Regions from separate parts of the Mus musculus genome. Here all the other regions are linked to region 4. Evidence: chromatin contacts called from ENCODE POLR2A ChIA-PET data. All regions are on one chromosome and are shown on one strand. The core of a region is the stretch at or near the end of the contact, and the rest is flanking DNA. Distances in the headings are between cores, read along the strand shown.

Region 1 (2,700 bases), core at 62-2,561, 220 kb before region 4:
CTGACTCTGGGCAAGGTAACCATGGCCTGGTGTGTTGTAGGTGTTGAATGGACTCTCCAATTCCTACACACTTTGATGTGGTCAGAGGTGGCTACAGAGGTGGGTATGATCCAGTGTCAAAGGGTAGGCTGGGGCTTTGGAGTGGTTGTGTGCAACTGTGGAAGGGAAGGGGGCCAAAGTGCACTTTTCACAACACCTCTGTGGGGTGTGACCATCCACCCTAGCCTCTCAGGTACTTGGCACTTGTAGGGAGAAGTAGGACCTGGGTTTGCTGGGGGCTGAGTTTTCCAGGACGAACCAGAAAGCCCATATACAGCCTTGCTATGGGACTGTTCTGGGTAACTTGATGTTAGCACTTTAACTCAGTCTTTGAGGTCAGTTTTGGGGCAGCTGTCAAAAGCTGCAGTTGGATAGGTACCAGCCTGTGGTGACTGGTAAGTAGTGGCAAACTAGACTGTAAAGCTCTTCCATGGTGGCAGGGCTCATCGGTCTGCCCACCTCCCTACTATGGCCCAAAGGTAACCACCAGCCTACACAGATCCTCAGTAAGAGGGACCATCATGGCAGAGCTACAGAAGGTGGGTGGGCATAGACTTAGAGGGCCAAACCAACCCTGGGTCCTTGGCAAAATGCAAAAGTCAGGGTCTCTACAGATCTACCTCTGGCTCAGCGCTTGCCCTGCCCTAAAAAAACAGAAGTGCCAAGGGCAGACATTTCATGCAGAACCAGGGTGCACTTTATGTTCCTGCACAGGCAGATGATGGTGCCTCCTGGAGGCTTTGGGATCTTCCTGTCCCTATGGTGGTTCTGAAGGGAGAGCTGTTCCCCTGTTGGGTGAAACCCAGGTCCCTTGCCCTGGAGACCTGGTTTCCCAGGTCACCCCACATACCTGACTGCAGCGCCTCCTAAACTTTGGGTTCCTTGGTTTGGTTATAATGCAGTTCTCATTACACAAGTGCATTTCTGGCTATCACTTGTAACCATAGATATACATGCATATATATTCTATCTACAAAGTGTTTTATTTGCAAGATGTTTTGAGGTGAGCTTTGGTCCTGCCCGCCTTGTGGTCATCTGTCCTCATCCTCATCCCCTGGCCCGGAGTGGTGCGGTGGTGGGCCATCAACTATGTATTAAAGTCACTGTATCAAATAAATGTTTATTGATTTTTTTTTTCCAGGGATTTTGTGTGGCTGAGTTTGTGTTGAGGCAAAGGTCATTCTCGGGGCTTGCCGCACGGCCTTGTGGGGATTGTAGTCCGCAGCGTGCCTGCCTCCCGGTGCGCCTCCCCGGCCTCCGCCAGGTTCGGGACGCCATGGCTGCGCCGCCGGCCTCAATGAGCGCCGCCCCTTCGCCCCTGCAGTCTGCTGTGGCCCCAGACGTGCCTGGCCGCCAGGCCGAGCAGAATGAAACGGCGTGCGAGGACCGGTAGGCGCGGGCCTGAATAAGGCAGGGGCCGCGCTTGTCTCTTGGGAGGGGTCGGAGCACGGCTTGCATCTCTTCCTAGAGCCGGGACGGCTCCCGGCATCTCCATAGATGGGCAGCTTGATCTCTACAGCCTTGTGGATCCTGGACAGGTTTCGGCGGCTCTCCAGCGCCCTGGGGCCTCCTGGGCTATGTGTCAGCCACCCCCTGCCAGGGAGAGGGAGGTGGCAGACGACCTGGAGGGCCCCAGCGGACGGAAGGCGGAACTGGCCCAAGCTCCAGCTTTTGGAGGCACTGAGAATGGAAACCTGTTTGACATCTTTAGCGTGGGTCTCTGTTCCTAGTGGGTGCGCACTTGGCTCTGGGCCCCCAGCTGGGCGGTAGGCGTGTTCGACCTTCTGAGTTCGTCGAAATTGAGCGCAAAGTTGCACCTGGCGGCCAGTGGTGCTTGTGAATGTAAGATGGGGTGGTGATTGCCACCTGTCCGAGAGTTTGGGGGCCTTTGAGACTTTCGAGGCTTTCAGGAGAATGGAAGGGGAGATAAGGGTCCTTGTAGGAAGTAGGAGACTTAAGGGTCCTTGTCTTCACTCGGCCTGATCATCACTTGTAGCAACTCTAGGTCGTGGCCGCCAGGGGGCAGTGACCATGCTTGGAAACTGCTCGTGACACCTCTTCCGGTCTGTATGAGTCAGTTGAAGGCCAAATGTCTTCCGGCTTTGCATGCCACAGTGCACCGCCTGAGAAGCTGTAACCCCGGACGCCTTTAGAAAGTGAGGTGCTGGCAGTGGATGAGGTGAATCCCAGCTAGTTCACACACTCCAGGCATTCTGACCAGGAGTCAGACTTTGTGAGGCCGTGGCCAAATTCCTCCTCCGAAGGTTCCTGGGGATACACCTTGAGAAGATACAAACTGCCCTGGTGCCTCAGGCACTGGCAGCAGTAGGGGAGGGAGTCGCTGGTAGACTAAAGCCCAGCTTGAGGTTTCTCCTATTGCCTTTCCCAGCACCTGGCTCCCTATCTGCCTGCCCCTGAGGCCTTTTCCTTGGAGTTGTCTGACCTTAGCCAGCACCGCCATTGGCTTTCATGTCGATATGCAAAGTGGAGATGGATTTGGGATTAGAGAGTGGAGAGAAGTTAATAGGTACTCACCCAGAGCCTTGGGGGGGGGGGGGGGAGGCAGGTTGGCAAGTGAGGCCATGAAAGCCTTTAATCCCCCAGTCCTATGTCTACCTTGTAAAAATGGCTTTGATGACTCTGAACCGCCTTCTGCCTCTT
Region 2 (2,700 bases), core at 32-2,531, 240 kb before region 4:
AATTTCAGAGAATCAGTTCTCTCCTCCTACCTCGTGAATTCTGGGAACTCAAACTCAGGGTTGACAGAGCCTTTACCCTCTGAGCCACTTCACCAGCCACCTACTTGCCTTTTTATGTGCCTATACCAAATTCCACGTTTTTCCTTTACTCCCCCAAAATCTGACACTTCGTAAACCCAACTAAAATGCCACACTGCTGAATATCTCTTGACTTCTGTCCTACTTTTTGTGCTTATTTATACCAATACCGAACTTGTCTTGTGAACTGCAAGTCTTCTGAAAACGGCTGTGAATGCCTCCCTTCTCCTACCATTACCAAGGAAGACTTATGTTTCCCTAATCAAATGCATAAAAAGTAGGAAAAATACTATTCATCTACCCAACACCTTATGACTAGTGGCACTGCCATCTCTGTCCAGACGGCTGAGAATTTGAACAGGTGACCTACAGCCACACATCCTAGAGAAAAATGTTTAAGGGAAGAAAGGTATAGCACACTCTTACTGTATACATCAAAGACTCAACTGCTTCTTACAGCCAACTCGCTTACGGATATTACTTCAGACACCAAGACACTGAGATTCAGACCCCTCAGTCATATCTTAGAGTGGTAGTCAGGCCTCATGAACCTACATATTTCGACACATACATACATACATGCATACCCACTTTGTCGGAAAGGCATTATGCCAAATTACCTAGTTGTGGCGGTGAAAGTTAACCTTGTTTTTGAGACAAGGTTTCGTTAAGTAATTCTAGCTGTCCTGAAACTCGCTGTGTAGCCCTGGCTGTTTTGTAATTCGCTATGTAGACGAGGCTGGTCTCTTAACTTAAAAACGAAGGCCTCTGCCCCTGCCCCATCCCATCCCACCCACCCCCCACAACAATGCTGGGGTTAGAGACGTGCGCCACTAGCTCCAGCCCCTGGTTTTTTGTTTTATTTTGAGACGCGGTCTCTCTAGCTCTAGTGGCTGCTAGTCCAGAATCGTTCTCAAATAGGCCAAGAGCGAGCTGTGTTCCAGGGCACCAGGCACCCTACCCGGGGCAAACTCCCCCCCACTGCCTTACCCCCTGCCCAGCCCGGGTACGTAGCCCAGCGGCGCAGGCATGCCCAGGAACGGCTTCTTCTTCTTGTTCATGGCGGTGTTATTGACCGAAACACAGAAAAGCAGGGGAGCAAGTATACGACAGAAGACTCAGAGTCCTCCGGGTGTCGCAGCAGTAAGAGATGCAGGCACTACGTCACCCGCGCACCGGAAGTAGAGAGCTGGGTCACGGAAAGCCCCGCCCACCTAGAGCTTCGGGCGGAAGTCAAAGATGTGGGTTTGCAAAGTGTTTCCGGCCAGCGCTGTGTGCAGTGTTTGTTGCGGGAAGACGCGCGTGCGCGTGACGGTATTCGGTATCGCGCCACAAGGACGTGGGTTCGATTTTCATGCCAGCCTTGACGCGGAGCCGGAACGCATTAGTCCTGTTCAGGAGCGTTCCGGTGCAAGCAAGGCTGCGAAGCCACTTAGTTCAACCACCATAACCACTTCAGACTAGCCTTACTGTACTGAACCGTATGCGGCCACCGACGGTCCAGACTACGCCATCAGATCCGGGACCACTCCAACCCCCGCGCGCCTTCTGAGGACAGATGTATAGTGCACTCAACAGTGTGTGGGCCAGCGTCACAAGCTTGGGAGTGATTGTGTGCCCAGTGGCTTGAGTGGACTCACACCACTCTACTTTGCACAGATATTTTCTGTGTGCAGCTCCTCCCGAAACACAATGCCAGTCCCACCTGTTGTGTAATAATAGCTTCAGGCCGTGAATTAGGCTGTACAGGGCATTAACCCCACGCTATAAAAAGTTGCTTAGCCTCGGCGATGTCTACCTGCAGAAGCAGTATGCCACCCCTGGGAAACAACCCTGCTCCGAGTTAAACCTCAAAAATAGCTGTAAACTCCTGGTAGCTACTCTGTGTGTATGTCCCAGCCCTTTTAGGTTAGGGGCCCTCAGTGTTTAAATAAAGCAGTCTCAGCCCGTTGAGACAGTCTGCCTCTCAGCCTCACTTGTCTTACACCTCCTACACATGGGGAGAGCACCAGACTCTAGGGCCGACAGGAAAAACTGCAAGTTGTGCAGCCTGGACTCTGCTGGATCAGACAACCAGGCCTCTACAGCCAATGCTTTTCAGTGAGGTACTAAAGCAGTCCTGGCTCCCTAGACAGGTTTTTAGGGAGGAGCAGGATTGAGTCTGTGAACACTGACCCACAGGGAACTGTGCCTGACAGAGGGGCTTCACAGAGATAGGAGTATTGCCTGAAGTTCAAAGCAAAGTGGTCCGTAAATGAGGGTCAGCAAATACTCCAGTAAAGAATGAGCTAGTAGCTGACTCAGACAGATACAGACACCAACAGCCAAGCAGTGGATTGAGCTTGAGGATTCTTATGGAAGAACAGGGGAAAGGATTGTGGGTCCTGAAGGGGATAGGAACTCCACAGGAAGACCAACAGAGTCAACTAACCTGGACCCTTGGAGCTCTCAGAGTCTGAACCGCCAACCAAGGAACATACACCGGCTGAACCTAGGTTTCCCCACTCATGCATGGCAGATATGTGGCTTGATGTGGGTCCTAAATAACTGAATCAAGGGCTATCTCTACGTGGAATATGTTCTGCTAGCTGGGCTGCCTTGTCTGGCCTCAGTGGGAGAAGC
Region 3 (2,700 bases), core at 189-2,688, 130 kb before region 4:
TTTGTGAACTATCACCCAGGTTGGGGTGGAATTTGCTGTTGCGACCATCTTTGGGTCATTTCTGCTCCTGTAAGTAACCCCTTGCCCATATCCCTGTAAATAACCCTAATAATGCACATTACTTCACTAAAGTAGACTTTGGTGGTATCTGTACCTTTGGTCTGTTCTGAGTTCCCTAGCTGGGATGAGTAGATAGATGTGTGATGCATCTTCCAGGAAAGGTTTTTTTTTTTGGGGGGGGGGTTGTTTTTGTTTTTCGAGACAGGGTTTCTCTGTATAGTCTTGGCTGTCCTGGAACTCACTTTGTAGACCAGGCTGGTCTCCAACTCAAAAATCTGCCTGTCTCTGCCTCCCAAGTGCTGGGATTAAAGGCGTGTGCCACCACACCTGGCTTCCCAGGAAACATTTTGTCACACAACAATGACTGAGTCACATCCTTAGCAGTGTCATTCCAGGGACCAGAATCTACTACTTAAAGATGAAAATAAAACAGTAGATAGCCTTCTGAATTTGCAAATTCCCTTCACAGTAGAAAAAAAAATCCAGAATGTATAAAAACCCAAAATTCTAATGCTTAGGTAATGTGTTAGTGCAAGCCAAACAGTAGAAAGGTTTTTTTTTAATTTAGCCAGTGTAGTTAAGTAAGCATCCCCAGTGTACCACCTTCTCAAGATTTTAATCTCCTGAGCCTGAACCACACTTCTCCGTAGCAACTCCTTACTGGCCTCAGGTGTCTGTTTTGGCAACAGATCTGGTGTTCTGGGTGTGCCCCTGACTCACTCAACCCTTCTCCCTTGAGAATCTCTAAGTAGGCTACAGTGGCGTTACCACCCAAGAGGCGCTGCTCCAAACACAAGGATAGTTGCACCGCCCCTTCCCCGTAGGGAGCCGCCCACAACGTCTCCGCAGGAGCCTAGCACCAGATGTGGTATCCCCTACGGCCCAACGAAAGATAAAGAGCTGCAGAGCCAGCGAGAGGACAGAGGGTGAAGCGCATTAAGGAGAAATGTCTGGAGTTATGAAACTCTAGGAACTGAGAGGGAGCCGAGGAACGCCGCTTCGCAGTGCTCCGAAGGGAGGCCGAGGCGCCAGGGCACACACAGCAAGACCATCGGGAGCCTTGAGGTCAAGGGCCTCTTGGCCGAAGAGAAACAGCGGATTGGTTTGGCAGAGGCTGAGGGGGGGCCGAGTCGCGACTCGGAGGGCGGGAATGCGGCACAGCCCCTGCCCATCCACGGTGCGGGTACCTTGGCTAGCAGAGTCCATGTTCAGGCGGCAGCTGGGTGTAGCTGGCGTCGGTGCTGGGATCGCAGGTCCTACAGGAGCCCAGCCCCGAGGACTGCAAGCTGGCAGCTTCGTACACACGAGCCAGTGGAACTGTAGGGCCGCAGTCGCTTACGTAATCAGCGACGCGCCGCCTTCCTTCCGCTCGGGTTCGTACTCCGCCTTCTTCCCGCCCTCGGTGAAGTAGTGTCCAATAAGAACGTCTTCTGGCCCCACCTAAGACAAATCTTTCAATTTGATAGGTCAGACTGCAGCGAAGCAGGAAGCAATGCTTCTAGTCTGGTTCCACAGTAAGATTCTAGGGTGAAAAAGGGCAGAACAGCTGAAGCTCGAGGCATGGGTGGTTCGGATTGTGTTGCAGTTCGCCGACTTCCCACCTTTAACCTCGGCTGCCCACAAGACTTCTGACTTTGCACCTCGACAGGTCAAACTCAGGCCTATGTACTCCCCAGTCCCCTGTCAACCTCTCCCCACCCCCTGTAAATTCTTTTGGTTTTTGAGTCAGGTTGCTTGCAGCAAAGGACGACCTTGAATTTACTGTGATCTTCCTGCGTCCACCTACCTAGAGCTAGAATTACAGGAGCAAACCATCACAGCTGATTTATACCGTATTGGGGATCGAGAATTCAGAGCTTAATGCATACTGGGCAAACATTGTACCAATTAACTTGCTTTTGCAACCTCTTTATGGAGACTTTTTATTGTCTAGGGAGTGCACTAAAAGTGTAGAGAGCGCGATTCGTCTTCTTGCCCTGCAGGTGCCGCTGTCTCCAGCTGGATTCCCACACTAGTAGGCCAGCTGTTTGGGGGCTGCTGGGCGGCTTGTATTCTGGTACTGGAAGAGTTCACACAGCACTGAACACCTCAGGGACCTGTTGGACCCTCCAAATAACTGAAGCCCAGCCCAGTGTAAGCACTCCGGTATTTTCTCACTTTCTTTTCACAGCATCAGGTGAGCCAGCACTGGCGCCCCCTCCCAGTTTACAGATGAGCAAACTGAGGCTAAAGTAAATTTCCAAAGATCACTCCAGAGCTTTGAGGTTCTTTTTTTTTTTTTTGATTTATTTATTTATTATATGTAAGTACACTGTAGCTGTCTTCAGACACGCCAGAAGAGGGCGTCAGATCTCGTGATCAGATGGTTGTGAGCCACCATGTGGTTGCTGGGATTTGAACTCCTGACCTTCGGAAGAGCAGTCGGGTGCTCTTACCCACTGAGCCATCTCACCAGCCCCGAGCTTTGAGGTTCTTATGGTTTTAGTGTGTCAACACTGACAGGAGAACAAGAGTGCCCCCCCGCCCCATTCCAAATGAGGAAGTCGTGACCATTGGGCAACTCTCTGCTAAAAGCAAGCCTTCCAATTTCTTTTGGCCCTTAATATTTTTCAGAAGAAAAAAAATCCTTAAAACAATATT
Region 4 (2,700 bases), core at 87-2,586:
AGGTGTACAGTAGTTGGTTGCCTGGTGTGCTGGAGGCCCTAATTCCATCCTCAGCATAGTCAATAAATTTTTAAAAAGAGAAAAAAAGAAAAAAGGTTCCGAGCTGGAGATGTAGCCCAGTAGAAGTGGTGGCCTCCACCTGTAATCCTAGCATTTGGAAACTGAAGGCGTTCAGGATGTAGTAGAGTTGCTGACGGATCAAGAATTCAAGGACATCGAGAGTTACTACACTGCTATCTCAAAGGGGAAAAAAAAAGTTTTACACCTTGGAGAAGAATATTGATGAAGGATTGCCCTATCTTTTCAACATAAGCTCTTTCAAACTTCTTGATGTATGCAAGAAAAATCTAAGTAAACACACGGAGAACACTTCTGTAAAAGCCTGTCAGTCACCTAAGGTTTGGACTCTATTACCAACTCTGCTGGGTGCCAAACTAGTTGTGGCGACAGGCCACAGCGGTGGTCCCGACTGCGTGCCCTTCATTGCTAGCAGCAGAGGGTTTTACCTGCAGTTCTCCTTGAACCGGCACTTTCCCTCCAGGAAGAACGGACAGGGCTTCAGGGACTTGTGGGTAGGGTATAGGTAGAGGACTCGGACGCACGCAGAACCATCCTCCGCCTCTTCGGCGCCCACTACCATAGCGTTGTGATACTCCAGCGTGCCCCAAGCGCTGTAGTAGGGGGCATTCACTTTAGCACCGCTCAGTTCCTCCAGATCTGGGTCCTCCTCCTCCTCCTCCAGTGCAGAGGAGGTGGATCCCGGCTGCACCTCGCTCCCAGGGGCCGTCTCCGAGTCATTGCAGGGGGCGCCGGGCGCTTCCACTTCCTCCGCAATGGCCTTCTGGAAAGCCAGGTACTCAGCATCCTCTTGAGCTGGGCTCTCCTGGTCCACTGTAGACAGCAGCTTGCTCTTTCTGACCGACAACAGGCTGGCCTCGGTGAGCTCAATCAGCTCCTTTAGATCGCCCTGCAGCTGACGCAGGTCCGCCTGCTCAGAAGCGTCTAGGCCAGCACCGAGCGCCAGCTCTACCTGCTGCAGCTGGGCCCGGTAGGTCTGCAGGGCAGTCTCTAGGTTGTCCTCGTCCATCCCGACCCAGCAGGCAGGATTCGGAACCTTTACCGCAGACAAAAACAGGAGGAAGAGCAGTAAGAACAACTCAGGGCAACGCCGCCCCCAAAACCGCTAGGGAGCCTGAGGAGGGCCGCGGTTCCGCCGAGGGGGACCTGCACGTCACCCGCCCCGTCCTCTGCGGCCCGCAACCCCACCTCCGGCCGGCGCTCGCAGGCTAGAAGGGCTTCCGCCCTCGCCAGCCAAGCTCACGCGCTAGCCTTCTGCCCTCCGCCGGGCACTTCCGCCGGAGAGCCGAAGCTGCCGGAAGTACCTGCGCGCGGGGGCCGCTGGGATGCGATTCCGCCCGTGCTCCGTCCTTCGCTCCTTGTTCCGTCAGGCACTGTGAGGGGTCAGCGTGAGGTCGGTGGGGTTAGGAACGCGGCGGCGGCGGCGGCGGCGGCGGCGGCTCCTCCTCCAAGATCTGAGCAGGTACGGGTGGGCCTCAGCTGGACTGAGGGGCCGGGGTTCTAAAGTCCTGGAACAGGGGGACGGAAGTGGCTTCAGCTGCTGGTTCCCAGGCTCCGTGGGCCCGGCGGCGGCGGGAAGCCGAAGCCGACCCTCCTCAGGAGCTCTGCCTCTCTGGTCGCTTCCTAGACTTAAGTCGCCGGCCGCGTTTCCTGGTTCTGAGTTGAGGGTTCGGAAAGAGGAGCCTTAGGAAGGCGGAGCAGAGCAGGCCGCCACGGGCTTTTCAGGACTCCGAATTGATGGTGCATTATGAAAGATGACATTAAGTGGGAGTGGCCCAGGTCTAGCACGTGGTCAGCGATGGCATCGGGGGAATCAGGGTCAGGGATTTTAACAGAAGAGGCGGGATGGGGGCGAAGAGTCAGGATCCGCGAGGCTACACATTTGAAAACTAGCAGGAGAGGCGGACCGCTGATGAAGCGGGCAGGGCAGGAGGCCGATGCCCCCGGTACACACATTGACATCTCTCAGGGTGCCAGAACAGGATGTACACGCTGCTTTCGGGATTGTACAAGTACATGTTCCAGAAGGATGAATACTGCATCCTGATCCTGGGCCTGGACAATGCTGGGAAGACGGTAGGTCCCTGCTCTCTCACCAGTTCCCATTCCCTGCCTGATCTAACCCCCGCCCCAAGGCTACAGGTTAGTAGTCACCAGCCTCCTGAAGATCAAGCCACAGGCAGAGGCGTGCATGGCTGCATGGGTGTGAAGGGATAGGTGGGAAGGACACCAGAAAACTACTCTAGCTGCTGCTATCTAACCCCCTCTCTTTTTTTCCTCAGACTTTCCTGGAACAGTCAAAAACACGCTTTAACAAGAACTACAAGGGGATGAGTCTATCCAAAATCACCACTACCGTGGGTCTAAACAGTAAGGGGGCACCTTAGGGATATGATCTTAGGAGGTCCCTTAGAGATGGATGCTGTAAGGTCCACAACCCAGCTGACCAGTGGTCAAAACCCTGTCTTTCTATTCTGTGTTCAAGTTCCCTAGGATTGGTACCAGAATGGTTTGTCCCATCCTGGGGAGAGCTGGAACCTTGTGTGTAAAGGTCAGGAGCTAGCTCTTTCTGTACTCTTTCCAGTTGGCACTGTGGACGTGGGAAAGGCTCGTCTCATGTTT
Region 5 (2,700 bases), core at 150-2,649, 160 kb before region 4:
ACACAGTGGAATAACAGAGGAGTAGAAACGAAGGATATCTCACATAACAGGAACATGAGAGTGGTCATGAAAAAAATGTCAAGGGTTGAGCACTTAAATTGGTTAAGAGACTAGCAAGGAGGCTGCTGGGGCAAAGAGATTGTGCGGCACGGTGCTTAAAGAATCCAAGGGCAGGTACCCTGTTCCCAAACCCGAACGAATTTAGAGGCTCCACTGGCTCCACACTTGCGGTCCACACACACAGGGCCAGCCTAAGTATGAAAATACTGATACAGGTAACAGATTCGTAACACATATTAAGTTAGAAACTGCGGAAAGTCCTGGCTTTTAATGTCACCTAACAGATCACGCTTTCCTTAAAGAAAGCAAATAAATGAACAAAATTATCCTACGATTAGAGTTTTGTCTTTAGGCAACCACGACAATATATGGGACAATATAATTCTTTGTGTTATTAAGTAGCGTTTTGATGTTTAAACAGACAAACCACTAGCAATTGAGACACACTGCCTATAAAGGATGAATGATCAGCTGAGCGTCCAACAAACGGCGACCCAATTTCCCCAAAGTCCAATCTGAAAACAAATTAAAGCTACCTTTTGCATTATTTTTCCGAAGATGCACTTAATGAATTCGGAGAAATCATCTCCTAGACACAAGGAAAAACAAGTCTTTAATCCAGCCATATAACACAAGTTGGAGCCTAAACGAATGAGTCCCTAATTCTCTCCCCAAAGAGCACGACACAAAATCGCCTCTTAAAATGTCGTCCCTAGGTATATAAACTAGGGGTTTTTTTATACATCAAATGCCTTTGAAATTTACAACTATAAGGCAATTTCTGCGTCCCAGAATGTGAACAAGCCTCGGAGCCTTTACTGCCCGCCTCCCTACACACCAGTTTCTGCGTTCCGGGAGCCGCGGAGGCGGCCGCGCGTGCGAACCGGAGTTGGCCCGGAAAGCCTCGTCTCCGCGCCGCCCCGCCGTGCGCAAGGTCGAGCAGGGCCTAGTGGTGCCCAGGGCCGGGCTCGCCGCCGCTGCTGAGGGTCGCCGCCATTTCCGCTGCGGGCAGCTTTCACCTCCTGCTGCGGCGCCCTCGCCCCACTTCCCCTCCCCTTTGCCCGGCTCCGGCAGCTTGAACCCCGCGGCCCCACCTAATTTGAGAGCCACTGGAGAGTGAGCTCACCTGTCGGCACGCCCGCCGGTCCACCGGTTCCGCGGCTCCGCTTTCCGTCCCGGGGCAGTGGTGGGCAGCCGGCCGGCCTACTGCTCGGCCTGAGGATCCCGGGCGGCGACAGCCGTAGCAGCGGCAGAGGACGGCGGAAGCAACACTGGCGGCAGCAAGAACGCGCACGCTCACTCACTGGCACGCGCGCCCCCGGAAAAAGACGTGTGTTCTGGCAGGTCAGAGCTGGCTGCGCAAGCGCCTAGAACCCAACACTGAGGCCCCGCCCATAGTCGGAGCCAATGTGGCAGCGCCGCACGAAAGCTCCGGAGCTCCGGTAGAACTCGGTCCCCGAAAGGTTGCGCCCCAGTTGACGATCACCGGGAAGGGTTAAGGTGGTGGGCGGAGCCTGCAGCTACTAAGCCGGAAGCTACAGCCCGGGAGCAGAGGCAAGGCCTAGGCTTGCGGGTTCGCCTCTGGAAGGCAGGCAAGTGGCACTCCGCGAGTAAAACTGCTCTTCTTCCAGTTGTTTGCTCAGTGCTTCATATAAGCCTCAAAAAATTTATTACTACTTACCAAAAAACTAGAGAGGGAGACCTTCATTTTCGTCTCAAGGTACTGCCTTGGGACTGACATTTTCGTTCATCCCTGGAGACCACCCAGAAAAGACTTTCCTGCCTTTCTTCCCAGTCACTGAAAAATCAACCGCCATTATTTAGCGATCCTTTAGGAATCGTCTGCAATGATATGCGTGGACGGTTAAGGACTTTTCTTCCCACTCTGTCTCATACAATCCTTGTTCACTCTGTTCACTTACTAAGTAATAAACCTAGTGACCCTTGCCTACTTACGCTGTAACAAACAATTTCAAGTGCTGTGCTTTTTTATTCCAGAGCTACCAATCTTCCTGGCCAGTGTTCCTACAGCTTTACTTTCATTCTTGCCTGCCCACCATTTTTTCTTATAATCTTTTTGGATTATAATTACATCATTTTTCCCCTGCCTCTCTCCAAACCTCTCATATTCACACACACACACACACACACACACTCACCCTTTCAAATTCATAGCCTCTTCTTTGTTGTGATATAGCTCCTAAATATATAAATACAGCCTATTCAGTCTGTATGTTAAGTAGGTATATGTTTTCAAGGCTGATCATTTGCTATGGGAAAACCAATTTCTATGTTCTTCCCTAAAACTGATTATTTCTCCAGCTCTCAGAATTCCTTAGTTAGCTAGGATTGAGGCCCTGTGCGCTTTCTCCCTTACACCATGCTTAGCTGATGTTGTCCTTGCTCAGGTCAGTTAGGCAGCCATGTTGGTTATGTTACTTCACGGATGTAGCTTCTCTGACATTTTAAGGAGATAAATCTTAGAGCGAACTGTCTGGTCCTCTGGTTGTTGCAGCTTTTCCTCCCCTTCTTCCACAATGATCTCTGAGCCTTAAGTTCAGGACTTGTGGTGGAGTTCTATCTGTGGGGACTGGGCTCCACCAATCTGCATTCTGATCAGTTTCAATTTCTGTAATGATC

Evidence for each region. ChIA-PET counts read pairs that join two places held with the same protein, here RNA polymerase II (POLR2A).
Region 1: POLR2A ChIA-PET joins it to region 4 with 10 read pairs in Patski. The contact joins the promoter of Uckl1 here to the promoter of Zgpat in region 4. POLR2A ChIA-PET finds 5 or more read pairs at or near these places in 2 of 5 experiments (Patski and embryonic stem cell).
Region 2: POLR2A ChIA-PET joins it to region 4 with 27 read pairs in Patski. The contact joins the promoter of Prpf6 here to the promoter of Zgpat in region 4. POLR2A ChIA-PET finds 5 or more read pairs at or near these places in 2 of 5 experiments (Patski and embryonic stem cell).
Region 3: POLR2A ChIA-PET joins it to region 4 with 10 read pairs in Patski. The contact joins the promoter of Tpd52l2 here to the promoter of Zgpat in region 4. POLR2A ChIA-PET finds 5 or more read pairs at or near these places in 3 of 5 experiments (Patski and embryonic stem cell).
Region 5: POLR2A ChIA-PET joins it to region 4 with 18 read pairs in Patski. The contact joins the promoter of Dnajc5 here to the promoter of Zgpat in region 4. POLR2A ChIA-PET finds 5 or more read pairs at or near these places in 3 of 5 experiments (Patski and embryonic stem cell).

What each region holds. Positions count from the first base shown.
Region 1 is chr2:181,580,584-181,583,283 of GRCm38, reverse strand. Uckl1 (uridine-cytidine kinase 1-like 1) reads left to right here and starts at 1,311. Exons shown (of 15, transcript NM_026765.3): 1 at 1,311-1,428. The coding sequence starts at 1,316. It overlaps Zfp512b (zinc finger protein 512B), which reads left to right. Exons shown (of 17, transcript NM_001164597.1): 17 at 1-1,181. Uckl1os (uridine-cytidine kinase 1-like 1, opposite strand) reads right to left here. Exons shown (of 3, transcript NR_027289.1): 2 at 2,656-2,700.
Region 2 is chr2:181,599,900-181,602,599 of GRCm38, reverse strand. Prpf6 (pre-mRNA splicing factor 6) reads right to left here and starts at 1,281. Exons shown (of 21, transcript NM_133701.2): 1 at 1,069-1,281. The coding sequence starts at 1,139.
Region 3 is chr2:181,495,880-181,498,579 of GRCm38, reverse strand. Tpd52l2 (tumor protein D52-like 2) reads right to left here and starts at 1,438. Exons shown (of 9, transcript NM_001373959.1): 1 at 1,248-1,438. The coding sequence starts at 1,266.
Region 4 is chr2:181,364,059-181,366,758 of GRCm38, reverse strand. Zgpat (zinc finger, CCCH-type with G patch domain) reads right to left here and starts at 1,336. Exons shown (of 6, transcript NM_001048148.1): 1 at 507-1,336. The coding sequence starts at 1,087. It overlaps Arfrp1 (ADP-ribosylation factor related protein 1), which reads left to right and starts at 1,355. Exons shown (of 8, transcript NM_029702.4): 1 at 1,355-1,540; 2 at 2,048-2,154; 3 at 2,361-2,448; 4 at 2,663-2,700. The coding sequence starts at 2,062.
Region 5 is chr2:181,519,184-181,521,883 of GRCm38, reverse strand. It overlaps Dnajc5 (DnaJ heat shock protein family (Hsp40) member C5), which reads right to left and starts at 1,399. Exons shown (of 5, transcript NM_016775.3): 1 at 1,187-1,399.